Regions from separate parts of the Homo sapiens genome. Here region 2 is linked to region 1. The links are chromatin contacts, found by Hi-C or POLR2A ChIA-PET in ENCODE. All regions are on one chromosome and are shown on one strand. Each heading gives the region's core, a stretch centred on a gene start or an enhancer-like site at or near the end of the contact. The rest is flanking DNA. Distances are from core to core; before and after follow the strand shown.

Evidence for each region. A loop is a pair of places that touch in the nucleus more often than their neighbours do. ChIA-PET counts read pairs that join two places held with the same protein, here RNA polymerase II (POLR2A). Pooled maps may share reads with other maps.
Region 2: a loop to region 1 is called in a map of endothelial cell of umbilical vein, with 3 times the contacts of the local background. The contact joins two enhancer-like sites. A Hi-C loop is called at or near these places in 3 of 168 maps with a recorded cell type or tissue (IMR-90, endothelial cell of umbilical vein and sciatic nerve) and 3 of 50 pooled maps. POLR2A ChIA-PET finds 5 or more read pairs at or near these places in 1 of 52 experiments (activated CD4-positive, alpha-beta T cell).

Annotation. Positions count from the first base shown.
Region 1 is chr2:69,079,410-69,085,998 of GRCh38, reverse strand. The region is part of intron 8 of ANTXR1 (ANTXR cell adhesion molecule 1); the gene reads right to left. Among named protein-coding and RNA genes, the nearest start is that of MIR3126, 21 kb to the left of the region's middle. Within about 2 kb of position 3,243, at least 23 of the 41 ENCODE cell types and tissues checked have a DNase peak (open chromatin) inside an H3K27ac peak, as active enhancers do.
Region 2 is chr2:69,044,982-69,051,570 of GRCh38, reverse strand. All of the region lies in intron 3 of ANTXR1 (ANTXR cell adhesion molecule 1), which reads right to left. Among named protein-coding and RNA genes, the nearest start is that of ANTXR1, 35 kb to the right of the region's middle. Within about 2 kb of position 5,335, at least 3 of the 41 ENCODE cell types and tissues checked have a DNase peak (open chromatin) inside an H3K27ac peak, as active enhancers do.

The DNA of each region.
Region 1 (6,589 bases), core at 1,994-4,493:
TTGTAAAGGGCAAATTCTGGTTTAAAGATGTATGGGGTTTGAAGTATGCTGGTGTCAAGGATGGTTAAGTATCTACCGACCATTTACATCTGTTCAGTTGTCTAAGACAAAAACCTGAACGTTTAAGTTAGCCTTGCTCTCTCTGTCACTCTCCAAATCCAATATGAGTTCTGCCACCTAAGTGCTGGTGATTTGACCAATGAAATATCTCTATATCCATGCACATTTTAATGTAAACTGCCATCCTTTAGATAACTTATCCTAGTTTATAATTTACAGTGTTTTTTTTTTATTGTTTGGTCACTGTCTTCTTAGATTATAAACTCTACAAGGAGAAGGACTGGGTTTGTTTTTACTTATTATATTCACAATGACTAGCCTGGCACATAGTAGGCATTAAATAAATATTGGATAAATAAATGAATAAATGACACACTTCCTGCACGTCTTAATAAACTGGCATTGTAGCATATTATGTATTAATCTCCCTTTCCCCCTATAAGTGTAACCTCAGGGTCTTCTGAATACAAGTCCATATGCTGCATCTTGTAATACTCCCCTCGTCTGATTAAGTACCACCATCTTTGGGGACTTGCTGCCTTCCCAAGAGGCCAATTTCAACACCTCATTTTTAAAAAATTGCTTACCTTAAAAAAAAATGTTGTAGGCATATCATAATCCCCTGTATTAGGTCGGCCGCTTTGTAAAGGCCTCAACCCCTTTTCTTGGGAAAAACATAGAGAACTGTAGTTGGCAGGTGGGGCCCAGCCTCCCACAGAAGCGCCACAAACATTATTACAGCTGATGGCAGAAAGCACATTGGATAAGCCTGGGGATAGCCAGGCAGCTTGGGACACACAACTGGCTCAAACACATCTTCAGGACTGTCAATGTTGTCCCCATGAATTTTGAAATGATTTAATCTCTAATTAATAAAATGTTTAAAAAGTTGCCCCGTCTCTACTAAAAATACAAAAAATTAGCCAGGTGTGGTGGCAGGCGCCTGTAGTCCCAGCTACTCGGGAGGCTGGGGCAGGAGAATGGTGTGAACCTGGGAGGCAGAGCTTGCAGTGAGCCGAGATAGCGCCACTGCACTCCAGCCTGGGCAACAGAGCGAGACTCTGCCTCAAAAAAAAAAAAAAAAAAAAAAGTTGCCTTTTCTAACTAAATTCTCCACACTTTAATAGGCACACATATTGTTAACCATGGACATTACCCCAGATCCATGTCAGTTCTATAGAATCTGACTTTAAATAAAAATGGAATATGGCCACGTGCAGTGGCTCATGCCTGTAAGTCCAGCATTTTGGGAGGTGAAGGTGAGAGAATTGCTTGGGGCCAGGAGTTTGAGACCAGCCTGGGCAACATAGCAAGACCCCATCTCTAAAAAAAAAAAAAAAAAAAAAACTTTACAAATACAAATATGGAATATTATACACACGTATTTCTGGGATTCATATATGATTTTATGTACACTAATACACTATACCAAATACATTATACCACGCTTACATGCAACAAAACACATTTTGAAGCAGTTTGTGTATCTTAAACAATAAAGCTTATTCTTAAAACATGCCAAAGTTTTTGTCTGAGGGAGGGCACCCCACTCACTTAAATAGATGCTACTCTGTTAGTTTCACACTCAATGAGAATCCGATCCAAAGGAGTGTAGGATAAACAAGGTTCTAAAAGTAGGAAATTCATTTGTTTCCCCACTAAACCACTTTCTTCTCATGTCTGCAGGAGAAAAGCTCAGAGAGCTGGGAACTTCAAAATGTGGTTTATTTAGTAAGATGAGCAGACTGGAAAAGTGAGTGGCCTTTCTTGGGAGCTGATTTCGTTCTAAAATTCTGCTGTTGCTTTTATAGTGGGTCTCAGCAGATTCCTCAATATAGGAGGAGGGGCTGCAGGAAGAATAGGAATGATCTGAGGATTAACTGAACATGCCCCTCTGCAATCTTTGTAGCCTGTTCAAGCTCTGGGAATTCTTGTTCAATTTGGACTTTTTAATAAGCTGAATAGAAATAATAGTGTAGGAGAAATGCCTGGTCTGAGTGTCTGCAAAATCTGAGTCTAATTAATGACTGCTGAGGCAAAAGATTTTTTTGAAAAAAGATTCTCTGCCCACTACAGAAATTACAATTGATTCTATTTATGTTTCGTATCCAAGCCTGCTAATGTGAATGGTGCCCAGAATGCCATGTTTTACAGATGCAATCTTGGAAGAGAGGGGAGGGGAGAGGCTGAGGGGATTTTACAAGAAACGGAGCCACAGACTGCCCTCTTGTTGTGCAGTGTAGGTCTTCCCTGGGTCACAAAAGCTCTATGGTACTCTGGGTTGCTTTATAATTAATAAATATGCAAAGCACAGGGCTGCATATCATGGGAAATATGACACATAGGGCAGTCTTTGGGATTGCACAACTTAGCATGTGACCAGGAGGAATGGCAGAGGCATGGAACAGATCCACATGCCAAGCAAGAGCTTCAAAAAATTGGTGCCACTGGAGTCCAAGGCAGGGAGAGCTCATGGAAGAGGAGAGAGCAGGGCAGGCTTTGTAGAGATGGGAAGACTGAAGGGTGCCTTTGGACAGGATTCAGATGGGGCGAAGGAAGGGAAGGAGGTTGCCTCCAGTGACCAACAAGCCTGATTTATGAGAAGAGCTGCTGCTGCTGAAATGTGCCTCCCCATCTGCTAGCCCTGGAAAAGGGATTAGTTCAATAAGGCAGACACTTTCCAGGACTTTGGGAATGTGACATGAATTCTGATCACAGGAAAACCCTTTGCAGTTCCTGTTGGGGTCTTGGAAGAGTAGCTGGGAGGCAAGCCTGGAAGACAGATTTCACCTTTTATCACAGCTTTGTTAGGGCCTGGGCCAGATTAGGGGATTACATTGCTTCCCATGAGTGGAAGGGACAAATCAGCACAGGATCTGGTTTTCATAAATAAAATAAATTTATATATACCATGGAATAGATTGATTCCTCGGTTCCGTTGATCTCACAGTTTCCCTGATAACAAGGATGGTCATGCCACAGCTTGCGAGAAATCCTTGCAAACATAGTTGTGTTTGCTCAATGCTTGTTGTTTATTGTTGATCAAACATGCAGAAAGCTCTATGTGCTGACTCACTCTCCTTAACAGGAAGCCTGATGTCGGCTTAAATATTTATTCGAGGGAAATTCTCCTAGATGGAGATGGCTTGGTGCCAGCAGCTGTGGGCTCTCCTTTTCAGACAGTGTCCTTGGTTTCAGGCACCACCCTCAGTTGCACACCAAGTGGGGATAGCTGGGAGGAGGAGCTGGCATCACGGTAACCAGGCCGAGTGTTGGGATTCAAAGCTGCTGACCCATCTCGGTGTTATCTGAACCCAGCTTTTATGCGGGTTCCTGTTTCACTGCCTGAAACACTTTTGAAAAGGCAAGCAAAGACCCAGGAGCCTTGCTGGACCTTTGCTTCATACTTTTGCTCGAGGGCTGGTGCTAAATTCACCAGTTGTGGTCGGTGGAAATTCCCTGAAGAAGCCACAATATGAGAAGGCACAGGAATAGTTTCTTCCTTTACAGTGTTACTGGCTTCAAGGGCTACAATCTTCCAGCCATCCAGACTTCTTCTTGTAATTTTATCACCATATTCTGCAGAAGCGAGTGGGAAAACTGTCGTGGTGCTCAGAGGTAGAGTCCTGTGCAAGTGTGGAAGGGGAGATGTTCCTTGCAGCCTGTGTCAATTCTCCAGCTTCTCAGGACGATGGTACTTCATCCGTTGGGCAGTAATGATTTCTGGAGGTGGTCTCTACCTGGTAGTAAGAGGCAAAGTGCTCCCCTGCCCATCCACGGTGTATTCAGATCAGGCCACATGGATTCTGGTCTTGCCTCTGTCAAGCCAGTTCACGTTTTCAGTCCTCAGTGTCTTCCTCTCTGAAATGGAGCTACTTCCTGGCCTGCCTGCATTGTTTAGTAGAACACAGTGGGCATTCACATCGTGGGCATTAGAAAGACTTGAGTCTATTCGGGATCACTACTCACTGTGCTGTGTGGCCTTGGACAAGTTGGTGAATCTCTCTGAACTTTTAGTATCTACTTCTATAAAAGGGGTAATGATTTCTACATCAAATGGCACCTGTGAGGATTCAAGGAGATGATTATGTGAAATGATTTGCACAGTACCTGGCACATAGTACGAACTCACTGAATGGTGGTTTTGATTATTTTTAGCTTCCTAAGAAAATAGAGGTAGGAAAAATCATGGGCTCTAGAGTCAAGGAAAAAGTGGGTTCTAACCCTGCTTTCCCCCTTAGGGCTGTGTGGTCTTGGGCAGGTTATCTGAGCTTCAGTTTCTTCATCTGTAACATTGGAATAGGAATATTTATTTTGCAGCATTGTTATGATTTTTAAATGAAATAATATTATATGGGAAAAAGGGATAATGTCTGGTTCCAAAGTAAGTTCTCTACAGCTGTTAATTTCCTTCTGCCCTTTTCCTATCCCTCTCAGTTAAGAAACTAAAATGGAAAACAAGTGGGAACATTTTGAAAAAATCTGACACATAAGTACTTCCTCTTGAAGGAGAGAGGATTGAAGAACAGTGGAAAGATCAAAACATGAGCATCAGATTGAGGAAGCAGAGCATCTGGGGATTTGATGAATCCAAGCCCTGGGCAACTGGCTTCTGGTAATCCAGTGGTGATTTTCCATTTCCTCAGACATTTATGGCCAAATGTCATGAAAAGAGCAGAATCTTTGGAACCAGAGCTGAGTTCAAATTCCCCACTCCACCATTATAAGAGGGCAGACCTGAGGGCAGTTTCTCCAACCTTCTTGCACCTCAGTTTCCTCATCTATAAAATGGGGATAATAAATCCTTCTTCAGAGAGTGGTGGTTAAGTGCCTGGCAGAGGCGCTAATAGAGAGAACGTGTTCAAGTCATAGTGAGTTTTCTTCTTCAAAGGCCGAAATGCTATTGATTCTGAGTGCCATGATGTCTAGATTTCCTGAGTCTTGATTTCAAGCCTGATTGCTCTATTGTCAGACTCTGTACCTAGCTATAGTTTCCTATTGTCCTTGGATTTAGCTTCTGCCTGCTTCTTCATGTCATCTTCTGCCTTTCTTCACTTTAAGCATTGGTCTTTCATTCTCCTATGCACTGTACTGGGCCGTGCTCTGCCAAGAACATTCTATCCATGCCCTTCCAATGGATGGCTCCATTACGTCCTTCAGTTCATCTCTTCAAAGGAACCTGGGTTCTTTGTCAACCCTTTTACTCTTAATCTCATGGCCATGTTATTTCTTTTATTCCTGTTATCACAATTTTAATTCCACATGATTATTTATTTACTTGTTTTTAATGTGTCTCTCCCACTGGATTGTAAGCTCTACCAGGACAGAGCCTCTACCTGCTTTAGTTGTTACTGAATGGTCAGAGCCTGCCATAAAAGATTTTCAATAAGTATTTGATGTATGAATAAATACTAGCCCCTGCATATTAATTTAAGGTTTAAAAATATGAGCATTATGGGCAGAAAACTTTGTGAAGAATTTGAGCTTATCAGAAGCTGCTCTGCAATCTTATTTTGGATAATTAAGCCCAGTCCTATTTTATTATGAGAAAATAACCAGCCACAAAACAACATTCATGGGAACAAGCTGGGATAGAGGCTTCAGATGGGGGGGAAATTGAGAGTTTTCTTTTCAGTATCCAAAAGGGGAAATGAATCTACTTCTTAAAAATAGTTAGCCAACTTTTAGGCCGTAATTATTTCTGTCTGATTTAAGAAAGATGAGCTCGCTCTACTTGTCCCTGTTTCTCTGTCCAAGCAAACGAATGAACAACTGCCATAAACATGGGTTTCGAGTACTGGAAGGATCAAAACCACTAGCATAACTCACAGATAAAAGCTCACAGGAATGTTATCATTCAGCTAAAAGTTTGGAGACTAAAGTCTCAAATTAGTTTTCTTTCTATTTTGAACGATAGTTTCGCTAAAATTTCTTAAAGATCTTTGCAGTTATTTCCATTTGGGGATGGAGGAAGTTTTACAAACATTTGGGCTCATGTTGAGCTTGGGTGAGTTGCTAAGGCTGATGTATTCAAGGACAACACTGATTTATGCATACAAAAAGAGTCCAATCATCTATGTGGGAAACAACACTTGGAGTTAGGCACACGGCTCATAAGAACGTCTGAACAGATAAGAGTTGTCCCTTTTCAGAATCTAGCCATCTTAAGGCAGGACTATTGCCTCCTAATTGGCCTACAGTCTCTGGGTATCCCCAGTCTCCCTCCCACGTATGCAAGCACTGCCATCAGATTATTTTCTTAACTTGTTTCAGTAACTACACCCACTGCCTATAGGTTAGAGGCAAAACCCCTTCGAGGCTCATGTTAATCTGGTTTCAACCCAATGTCTAGGCTTATTTTCCATTACTCCTGACTCCTTTACCCAAACTGTCCCACTAGATAGATAGGTATTATTATTATTATTGACCCCTGAGTATGCTTTTCTGTCTTCCAGCCTCTAGGTTGAGGTCATAATATCTCTCCTTTGGTGGTACCCATCACCTTTCCCTGGTTTTTCAATGATTCGGG
Region 2 (6,589 bases), core at 4,086-6,585, 37 kb after region 1:
ATTAATAAACTAAAAAATAGAAATTATATAAATTGAATTTTTAAAAACTTCCATGACTCTAGAAATTGAGGAAAGGGTAAACAAAAATGTGAAAATTGTGAAACACTTTTCCTAAATCATCTTAAATCAAAAATAGTAAATATAGCTATTAAAAAATTAACAATAATAAGAACAGGACATGTCAAAATGTATAAAATTCAACAACCATATCAGATTTAAAGTACAATTTATACTGTTAAAGCTTTTATTATTTAGAAAGAAATAAAGTATAGTGAATAATCTTTTTTTTTTTTGAGACAGAGTCTTGCTCTGTTGCTCAGGCTACAGTGCAGTGGTGCGATCTCAGCTCACTGCAACCTCCGCCTCCCAGGTTCAAGAAATTCTCGCCTCCCAAGTAGGTGGGATTACAGGTGCGCACCAACATGCCCAGCTAACTTTTATATTTTTACTGGAGATGGGGTTTCACCATGTTGGCCAGGCTGGTCTCAAAATCCTGGCCTCAAGTGATCAGCCTGCCTCAGCCTCCCAAAGTCCTGGGATTATAGGTGTGAGTCACCACACCGGGCAATTATCTTTTATTTCGAGAAACCAGAAAAACTTGCAATATAAGAAGCAGAAGGAAGGAACTAATAATAGTAATAAGATAAAATAATGAATCATAAAATCTAACAATATATAAAACAGAACTGATGAATACATTTAAGAAACAAACCATTAGGTAATCTGAATGGGGCAAATAAGAGAAAAGAAAATAGCTTTATACAATTGGAGGAAAGGGATATAACCAAAGATACAGAAGAGCTTTTGAAAATTAAAAAGATACGTGATAAATTTAAAATGTCAACATATTGGTAATTTCTACTGTTTCTCAAGTTAGAAAACACGATAAAAGCAATAACACAAAAAGCTGAGGTAACTGTCAAAGAGCTTCTTCAATAATAATTTAGGCTTTGATAGTTTTCCTCTGAGTTATATCAAACTTTGAACAAACGTTTGCTCTCTTTATTAGTTAAGCAATTCTGCAGCTTACAGCAAGATTGCCTACTCATTTTTCCAAGCTCATGTAATCCGTTTACTCCCAAACTGACAGAGATTGTATGAAATAAAGCCCCAGAATACTCTCAATATTAAATATTGATAAGTAATATCTTTCAGCTTAAATCAAACCAGAAACACAATAAAAACATAGCAAACCATGATAAAGTTTATTGTAGGAATGTAAGGTTAGTTTTTCATTAGAAAATCTTTTATTTATTTATTTATTTATTTATTTTTGATACAGCACACTCTGTTGCCCAGGCTGGAGTGTATTGGCATGATTACGGCTCACTGCAGCCTTTACCTCCCATGCCTCAATCGATCCTGTCACCTCATTCTCCTGAGTAGCTGGGACCACAGGGGTGTGACAACATGCTTGGCTAATTTTTAATTTTATTTTTTGTAGAGATGGGGTCTCCCTATGTTGCTCAGGCTGGCCTTGAACTCCTGGGCTCAAGCGATCCTCTCACCTCAGCTTCCCAAAGTGCTGAGATTACAGGTGTGAGCCATTGTGCCAGGCCCATTAGGAGAGCTTTTGATTTAAAATTTTTACAGACAGGTCAAAGGAAATAGAAGAAAGATATAACTATTTTGATATGGCAAAAGGGTATTTAATATAACAACTATTTCAGATAAAAAGTTTTAATAATCTCGCATTTGAAGAATCCTTCCTTAACAAAGTAGATAAAATGTATGAAGTTAGCATCCAATAAAATGCATAATTGTAAAACCCAATTGGGAATTAAAGTCTGAAAATTTTAGAATGTAAGAAGATACACAGGAAGATATACTAGCTATAAATATTAGAAAAGAAGACAGAATTAATCACAGATACTACAATCACCTTATTGGAAAACCACTTAAAAATTAACTGGAAAACTATTAGAACTAATAAAATGTTTCATTAAAGTGGTGGGATAAGAAGGCAGATGTGGTGGCTCACACCTGTAATCCCAGCACTTTGGAAGGCCGAGGTGGGTGGATTATTTGAGGTCAGGAGTTAGAGACCAGCCTGACCAACATGGTGAAACCCCGTCTCTACTAAAATGCAAAAATTAGCCTGGCATGGCGGTGTGCACCTGTAATCCCAGCTACTAGGGAGGCTGAGGCAGGAGAATCGCTTGAACTTGGGAGATGGAGGTTGCAGTGAGCTGAGTTCGCACCACTGCACTCCAACCTGGGTGACAGAGCAAGACTCCCTCTTAAAAAAATAAAAATAATAAAAATAAAAGAAATCAACAAAAAACCTGTTAGAAACCTATTGTTTTCCCCAAAACTAATGTTTCTGAAGCTCTTTTTTTGGCAGGGGATGGGGATGGGGGCTGCATGCATGGTCTTTTCTACAGAAAACCCACTGACATGCACGTTTTTGTAAATCATTTTATGGAGTTCAGTAGAAGCCCATGGATCACAAACTATAGGTTCACCAGTCAAGAGTGAAGAATGACAGTTTGGAGAATACAACAGCAAAGCATTTCTTTCACAATGGAGGCAACTTAAAATGCCTGGGAAAAAAATGTTGACAATTAGACTAATTTGAAGAAAAAAACAAAATCGTACTGAGGGACGTAAACGAGACATGGTATATCCCTAAATAAGAAAATAAGTATAGAGAAAATGCAGCGCCATTGCTGCTGAGTTAATCTGTATTTTTCACACAGTTCGAGTGAAAATCCCAGGGATATCTGGGAACATAAAAAATTATTTAAAATGTATGTGGTTGGAAAAATCCAGTAAAGACCAAGGAGATTTTCACCCAAGATTAGAAATGAGGATAGATTGGTCCTCCAGATGTTAAAACTAATTAAAACAATGTGATCCAACTATAGAAACAGACAGAAAAACAGAACAGAATAGAAAATCCAGTAATGAACCCAAGCCTAGCAAAGAGTTTAACTGTTCAAGTTGTTGGTAAAAGATTATTACACAGTGGTGTGGGAAGAACTGGCTAATCAATCGGGGAAAGAAACACTGGATGTTGACCTTGTACCTTATATCATAATAAATTCTAGAAGAAGTACTAATTTAAATAAAAAAGAATCAAAAGTACTGTAAAGAAAGGTAGTAATAAAAAGGACAATGGCAGCCCAATTACAGTTATAAATAGGGGTGCTAAATTTCTGAATAATATTAAAAATACAGAATTCAGATATACATTAAAAGAATATATCATAACCAAATGTATACAGAAATACTAGAATGATCCAATATTTAAAAATGTTTTTTATGACATTCAGTGTACTAGTAGGTAAAGGAAAAATATCACCATCTTAACAAAAGGCAAAATTGCATTTGATTAAATTGAGCATCTATTTTTTTTTAAATGAATAGTTGAACTTCCTTCACGTGGTCTTATTTCTTATTTCTAAATGATGACACATTTGAAGTATTTCAATTAATGTAAGAACAAGACTCTCCTTGGAGTATCCAGGGACTCATATGCAGTAGTTAACATCATTTTATTCTAACAGTACTTAAATTGACATTGTATACTCTATTATACTAAGGAAGTGACCTGCAAACTTTGTTACAATCTATCAACTATTTAAACTGATGAAGCCAGGAAATCTTGGAAGAGCAACATGATACAGTACAAAGTACAGGAGTTGGACCAAATTTAGAATCCAGAATCAGAATACTAATTTGGCAGATTACTAGCTATCTGACCTCGGCAGGTTACCTAAACTTTTTGAACCTCAGTGTCCTTATCTGTAAAATTGAAGTAGCAGCAGCCAAGATAGAGTATGCTTGCTACTGCCTATATCACCTGCTGATTACAACAGAAAAAGCAACCAAGTAGACTGGAAGGTAAACAAAACTGGTGGACTGGGGAGGAAAATTTAAACCTAGAGAAATGACCCACACTACCATGAGGTCCAGAATTTCCCCCCCCAACTCAAGTAGCTGCAAACTCCCCAAATATGGTGACAGACAAGTTTATAGATTCAAGAAGCTCTGCAAAGTCAAAATAGGGTACCCTGAAGGAAAACCATGCCCACACAAATAATCAAACTGCTAAGAACTAAAAAAGAAGAAACTGTGAAAACAGAGAAAAACGACACATTCCATATATAACAATGATTCAAATGACCGCATAGTTCCTTCCCATTAGAAAATAGAGTAACAATGGTTATATGAGGATAAATAAAAAAGGATAAAGTGCTTGCAGATAAAAGACACAAATCGTAGGCATTATTATTCTAATTGGAGTTTCTTTACTATATCTTAACACATTATATTTATTTTCCATTCTATTTTTTCATCTTCTCATAGCTTTACCCTACGTGTATTTGATCCCAAGAACTGAATGCGAATACAGTCATTCCTTGGTATAGGCAGAGGATTGGTTCATGATCCCTGAGTATACCAAATCCATGCACTCAAGTCCTGCAGACAGCCCTGCAGAACCTGCATATACTAGAAGTCAGCCCTCCATATATGTGGATTTTGCATCCTGCGAATACTGTATTTTTGATCTGCATTTGGTTGAAAAATACCTGTGTATAATTGGACCCATTCAGTTCAAAATGTTGTTCAAGGATCAGCCGTATATCTTTGATATTATTTCTTTTGATTTACCCAAAACTTTTGCTGAAATGAAAGTCTTTGCCAATTCATGTCTTGCTTTTGAACAAGTTTTTCTTAATTCTATAAGGTCTCTCAAGTATTATACAGGTATCTTAATGGACCCTTTACTGTTTTATAGGGATATTGTGACAATCAAGTGAGATAGAAAAATACAAATTCCTGTGCCCAACTAAAACACTGCAAGTCATATATTTCAGAAGCAGTACTAGCTTGGAAGATCTGAAAGCCTGATTCTTTTAGCCAGTCTCCTGAGAAAGAGTTTCAGAGAGATCTTGCCCACATTTCTTCCATAGGCTGATGAGGTTGGGGGTGTGTCCATAAACCATGCTGTGCTTTCCCAGCTGACCTAGGCCAAGCAGTCACCACATGAAATCCACACAGCCTTCAGCAAGGCATTTTTGGCTGTTGTTTGATGCACATTTGACCCATACAAAATGCTGCTTCCAGCAAACCAGGGACTCTACCCTCTGTTTTCTCTTCAGAACAGGAAACTAGCAGTAGTGACGTTAAGGTACACAAAAATTAGATTCCCAGTAGATTCAGAGGATGACTAATTCCAACAAGCATAACAAACCACAATGGGTCTGGAAGACTTGGCATTCTGATAGTGTTTATAAATCCCTGACCCCTCTGACCCTGTCAACTTCCCAGAAGCTGTGAGCATTAGCACACAAAGCACCTGCAAGTGATGTGTGAACCTGGTCTCTTGGCCAAACTCTTATGCATGGGGCATGGACAGCATGAAGCTGCACTAGGAAGCCTCGGGTTGTAGGAGGATGTGAAGAACAGGCGAGAGGGGTGTTTAGCTCCCCATCGCAGAACAAAAAACATCTCTGCATAAGGGGTGGCATCATCTAAAGACTGAGCAAGATGAGGAGTCTTGAGATGGCCAGAGACACCTTCTCAGAGCTTCTTAAAATCCTTGGCCAGTATTGAAGGCAAGTCACACAAGTGTCTTGGATTTTATGATTCTCTGTTGAACAGAAGGCAGCAAGGTAAACTGGAAAGAATGTGGAGCCTGGGTCTGGTCTGGGTTCTGTTTGCTATTCTTGGGAAGGTGACATGGCCTCAGTTTCTCCTTCTGTTAATAAGGGATCAGAAACTCCTGTTTTTTTGAATGAAATGCATGCATATAGTAGATCAGGTTGAAGGAGTAACAGGATTTGAAAACTCCTACATGGTACAGAGCACTCTTTCTGTTACAAATCCTAACAAAGTCATGGGAAAAAAAATAGGGACTAGCTCAAGTTTGCTGACTTCAGCTAGAAAATTTTACTCTGTCCTGTTAGTCCTATATTCATTTCTATAAGAACGTTAGAGAATAAAGTCTTCCTGCCCCCCCTGTACTGGCCCTTCCTCCTTTTCTTTTTCCAACACATCCATATATGAGTCTCCCAATAATCCCACATGTGTTCCCCATGGTGCTTCTCTCATGTGGGCCATCTCACTATTTAAAAAGTGTACAATTTCATAAATGGGGGAAGACTATCCTCTCCACTCTCTAGTATACCATCCTAACTATGAATAAATGACATGACTCTGTTATTGCTAGTTTTCATCTGCAAGTAAAATGTGGCAAATCCTAAAATACTTTTGTTAAGCTAGATCTACCTAGTTTAACTTCTTTGTATCAACAACATTCTTTTACACTATTTAAATTTCCTTTTATTTTGTGGTACCATAAGCCCTCCCTTTCTACTCCCTTCCTGGGTAATTATGAACAGTAAATATTTCAAGCTCTTACCTGTCTCACAGTGCACTTGTATCTGAAACCTTAATCCAAAATAAGTCTAACTTAAGTAAAAGAAAATATAGTCCCCCAATAATATGGTTTGCCAACATTTCGCTCCAAGTTAGCAGATGGAATCAACAATCAAATGTGAGATTTATCTTAATGTAATTTCATCATTTATAAAATTTCACCAATATCAGGAAATTCTATCAAAAGTAACTGAAGAGTGAA